2 separate regions of the Homo sapiens genome follow, and region 2 is linked to region 1. A link is an interaction called in ENCODE POLR2A ChIA-PET data of the cell type or tissue named here. Cell type or tissue: endothelial cell of umbilical vein. All regions are shown on one strand.

What was found. ChIA-PET counts read pairs that join two places held together with the same protein. Peaks named below come from ENCODE experiments on the same cell type or tissue, not always from the same donor. Only the 100,000 strongest peaks of a DNase experiment are listed, where the experiment ranks them.
Region 2: POLR2A ChIA-PET joins it to region 1 with 5 read pairs; 2 of 35 experiments call an interaction of 5 or more read pairs at or near these places.

What each region holds. Positions count from the first base shown.
Region 1 is chr10:46,217,785-46,220,284 of GRCh38, reverse strand. It overlaps the pseudogene ANTXRLP1. Among named protein-coding and RNA genes, the nearest start is that of ANTXRL, 68 kb to the left of the region's middle. In endothelial cell of umbilical vein, no CTCF peak of the experiment used is centred here; no DNase peak of the experiment used is centred here.
Region 2 is chr10:46,539,174-46,541,673 of GRCh38, reverse strand. It overlaps LOC124902419 (a long non-coding RNA gene), which reads right to left. Exons shown (of 2, transcript XR_007062138.1): 1 at 587-2,500; 2 at 1-322. Among named protein-coding and RNA genes, the nearest start is that of GPRIN2, 16 kb to the left of the region's middle. RefSeq lists an enhancer at 121-751. In endothelial cell of umbilical vein, no CTCF peak of the experiment used is centred here; a DNase peak (open chromatin) is centred at 1,473; H3K4me3 peaks cover 238 bases.

The DNA of each region.
Region 1 (2,500 bases):
CCTCATGGTTCTGGGGCAGTGACCCCCTGCTCATGATCCTTGTGGAGGTTCTGGGGCTCTAGGGACATCCAGGCCAGAATGCCCAGCAGTTCAGCTCATAAGTCCAAAGGTAACCTGGGAGTCTCAAACTCACGGATACAATTATTGCAACCAGAAATCCTGGTCCTTCCTTCCCTATATCCCTGCTTCTGTGGGTGGGTGGGGGCATCCCAGGAGGAAAACTCTTGCTCAGAGAACAGATGGCCCTGGAGGTGTTTGTTTGACAGCTGGGACTCCATGAAGGGGAGGGTGGCCCCAGCTCAGGCTGTCTCAGAAATGGGAAGGAACAAAGTCTGCAGAAGCTCTACCCTGGGGCCCAGGGGACAGCAGGCACAGGGGCTGAGAGGCATCTCCCATTTACCCTCTCCCCAGGGTCTTCCTGCCTTGGTGGCCTCAGACATCAGTGGCTCAGGGGCCTCCCTGAGGACTGGGATGAAGAAGAGAAGGGGGTGGTGACAGTCCATTTTTCCAGGAGACACAAGTGTTACTTTTGTTTACTAGGCAGATGTTACAAACTGACTTCAAAACAATGTTTGCAGACTCGTGGAACAAATACCACGGAGCAGCACCTAGCACAGAGGAAGGCCCCCTGCCCTGGGCATCTGTGGGAAACCAGGGCCCAAGTCTGCGGTGAGCTGGTGCAGAAACTCTGAGCTGAGGAGCTAACATTACACCCATCTGCAACTGAGAGAACCTGCCAGGCTCCAGCAAAACCAAACAGGACATTCTCCCCAGGAGACACCGTCCTCATCCAGGGGAACCAGGATTCTCATGGAAAATCATTTCCTACTGAAGACGAGGTCAGAGGAAAAACTCCCAGGTATCCCAAAGAGAGGCAGCAGATACAAGAAACAAGGAGATTCAAAGCCCAGAGAGTAAAGAGAATAGAGTGATCTAAAAGGAACATTGAAATAAGGGTGTATAAAATGTTCAAAAAAAGATAAAGGAATAAAACTATATGACAAGAACAGCTAATTATAACAAATGCAGAGTTTTAAAAGGACCGAAGTTCTAAAATGCATTAATGAAAAATGAAACACAACCAGAAAGTTCAAGACAAAAAGTGGAATAACTCCAAAGACAGATCTGAGCAGCATCTGCCCTGCAGCCCCACTGACCGAGATGGAAACCAGAAACAGGATGTTGTGTGCTGGGAGCAGATAAGGAGTGTCTAGCAGGGCAGCTCACTCCACCATCCTCAGCCCACTCCACCATGCTCAGCTCACCCCACCATCCTCAGCCCACTCCACCATCCTCAGCTCACCCCACCATCCTCAGCTCACTCCACCATCCTCAGCTCACCCCACCATCCTCAGCTCACCCCACCATCCTCAGCTCACCCCACCATCCTCAGCTCACTCCACCATCCTCAGCTCACCCCACCATCCTCAGCTCACCCCAGCATCCTCAGCTCATTCCAACAGCCTCAGCTCACTCCACCATCCTCAGCTCACTCCACCATCCTCAGCTCACCCCACCATCCTCAGCTCACTCCACCATCCTCAGCTCACCCCACCATCCTCAGCTCACCCCAGCATCCTCAGCTCATTCCAACAGCCTCAGCTCACTCCACCATCCTCAGCTCACCCCACCATCCTCAGCTCACCCCAGCATCCTCAGCTCACTCCAACAGCCTCAGCTCACTCCACCATCCTCAGCTCACTCCACCATCCTCAGCTCACTCCAGCATCCTCAGCTCACTCCAACAGCCTCAGCTCATTCCACCAGCCTCAGCTCACTCCACCATCCTTAGCTCACTCCAGCATCCTCAGCTCACTCCACCATCCTCAGCTCACCCCAGCATCCTCAGCTCACTCCAGCATCCTCAGCTCATTCCACCAGCCTCAGCTTACTCCACCATCCTCAGCTTACCCCACCATCCTCAGCTCACTCCAGCATCCTCAGCTCACTCCAGCATCCTCAGCTCACTCCAGCATCCTCAGCTCACTCCATCAGCCTCAGCTTACTCCACCAGCCTCAGCTCACTCTAGCATCTTCAGCTCACTCCACCATCTGCAGCAGCCAGAGGTTGAAGGAAAGACGGCAAAGCTGACACATGCACACTCACACACACACATGCACACATACAAACATATGCAATCACAAACACACACACATCAGCAAACACACACACACATACATAATACGCACACACATGCACATCGACACACAGGCAAACATACATCCCAAAGCACACGCACATAAACATATACACACAGGCAAACATATACGGTTTAAATTGGCTGACTTGCCCGGCCACAGAGTGAACACCTGTGGAGGAATCTGATAGCTGTCTGCTGTGGGGCACATTCAGGGGGCTAAGGCTCCAGGAGGGCTGGGGGACATTTCTGCCAGGCAGGCTGAGCAGGGTGGAGGCCTTCCCCTGTGGACAAGGCAGGACACATTCCTGGGCCTCTACAAGGGGAGTCAGAACAAGTTCATGTCAGAGACCAGGGAAGCC
Region 2 (2,500 bases), 320 kb before region 1:
AGGGCTTTAGGTACTCTTAGTCCCTGTGTCATAGGGACTGGGAGCAGATAGGCCCCTCCGCCCACCCCACCCCTCCCCCACCCCTCGCCCACCCCTCCCCCACCCCTCCGCGTTCCTACTCTAATCTCCTACCCTGATCTGCGGTGCAGGGCGGCGCTGGAGAGGGTGGCTTGCGGCTGATCCCGCGGTCTGGTTTGCGGCTAGGTGTGTGTCCCCGGACTGGCGTGGGTCCCGGGCCAGGCGTGGTCCTGGGCGGCGCGGCCCGTGACAGGACCCGACGCCTCCTGGTGGGCATTTCGCTCCAAGCCGGGACCCTCGGAGCCTGAGGGGATTCGGGAGGGAGGAGTCGCCGTGGGGCGGGGCGGGGCGGGGCGGGGGAGGGCTCCCAAGGCCCCGAGGACAGTCCCACCCTCACCGACAGGACCGTCCCTGCGCATCCCCCACCCTTCTTCATCTTCGGGCGCTCGGGCCAACCTGGACAGCAGGGCGGAAGCTTCCAGAAAGGACAGAGATGGAGAAGGTGGGAAGGGTGGGGCTCAGGCAGGGGACACCACGGCCTTAGGAATGGAAGACAGGCCCCACTTACCTCTTCGACTCCAGATGCAGCTCATCCTCACGAGGGGCTGGATGAAGAGGACTTCCTCTCTTTCCCCCCTAAGCTGTGCCTCTGAGCCTCTGTGCAAATATGGTGGTGCAAACCTTTGGTCTGCCTTCATCATTTTGTTGTTGTTGTTGTTGTTGAGACGGAGTCTTGCAGGCTGGAGTGCAAGTGGCACAATCTCGCTCACTGCAACCTCAGCCTCTGGGTTCAAGCGATTCTCCTGCCTCAGCCTCAGCCTCCCGAGTAGCTAGGACTACAGGTGTGCACCACCAGGCCTGGCTAATTTTTGTATTTTTAGTAGAGATGGAGTTTAACCATGTTGGCCAGGCAGCTCTTGAACTCCTGGCCTCAAGTGATCCACCCTAATAAACTTGCTTTCACTTTACTCTGTTGGCTGGCTCTTGAATTCCTTCCTGGGTGAAGCCAAGAACCGACGTAGCCTCCCAGGCTGAACCTCAGTTTGGGGCTTTACCCCATGACACCCGCAAAGGGCTGGGCTTCCCTTCTTCTTGGGGAGAGGGTCAAGGAAGTGGCTGTATCTTGAACACCCATTCCTCTTTCCTTCCATGCGCACAAGGCCTCTCTGAGCTGCTGTCTTCCTTAGGACACTTTCAGCTACAAGTAAGTTAATTTTGAACTGAAAGTTAGCTAAACAATTATTATAGAATGTTCACCTTCCCACTGAAGAATTTAGGAGGTAACTGGCTTCTGGGTGGGCTGTGTGGCTCAGTGTGGACATGGATTCAGGTTCTTTCCATATTTGTGCTGTGCCATCTTTAGAGCGTAGTGAAGGCTGTCCTTAGCCCCACGATGGCTGCTGCATTTCAACTCTGGAATTCAGTTGCTGGAATTCACACTCCAGTCTGTGTGACTCCAGGGCGGTCATTTTGTTTGTCTTTTCAAAAATGAAAGTAATACGTACTTATGATAAGAATTTAAAACAGTACAGACCTCGGCCTTTTGTTTTATTCATGATAGGAATTTCAAATACTGTGTAAACTGAAGGTCTGATCCTCGCCCTTGTCTGGAATTCCCGCAGATTACCACTGAAGATGTTAATAATTTCCATGGGCCTTCCACAAACTTCCTTGGTAATCACAAGCTCAGACCTCTGAATATTCCATACAAGTGAGATCCCACTTAGATACTATTCTGTATTAATTCTTTAAGATAGGCCAGGCATGGTGGCTCATGCGTGTAATTCCAGCACTTTGGGAGGCTGAGGTGGGAGGATCACCTGAGGTCAAGAGTTCCAGACTAGCCAGGCCAACATGGTGAAATCCTGTCGCTACTAAAGATACAAAAATTAGCTGGGCGTGGTGGCGGGTGCCTGTAATCCCAGCTACAGTCAGGAGAATCGCTTGAACCCAGGAGGTGGTGGTTGCAATGAGCTGAGATTGTGCCGCTGCACTCCAGCCTGGGCAACAGAGCGAGACTCTGCCAAAAAAAGAAAAAAAAAATTAAGATATGTCTTGTAGATAATACTGCCACATATAACAATATTTTCTTTATTTTCTTCCTGGGCATATTGTATGGCATAGTATACAAGTGCCTTTTAAAATTAAACCAGACTTCTTTTTCTGGACTTTATGTTACACCTCACATTTTTTTTAACTTAATAGATTTATTTCTTAGATGAGATTTAATTAAGAGAAAAAGTATGCAGAAAATACAGAGTTCCCCTACACTTTCTCACTCTCATACACTTTCTCCTATTATGAGCTTGCATAGTGTACAACATGGTACATTTGTTACAATTAATGCACCAATATTGATGCATTACTGTTTCCTAAAGTTCATGGTTTAAAGTTTACTCTTTGTGTTGGACACTTCTCTGGATTTTGAAAATCCATGTGGTGTATCTCCCACTCCAGTAGCATACAGAATAGTTGGACCACC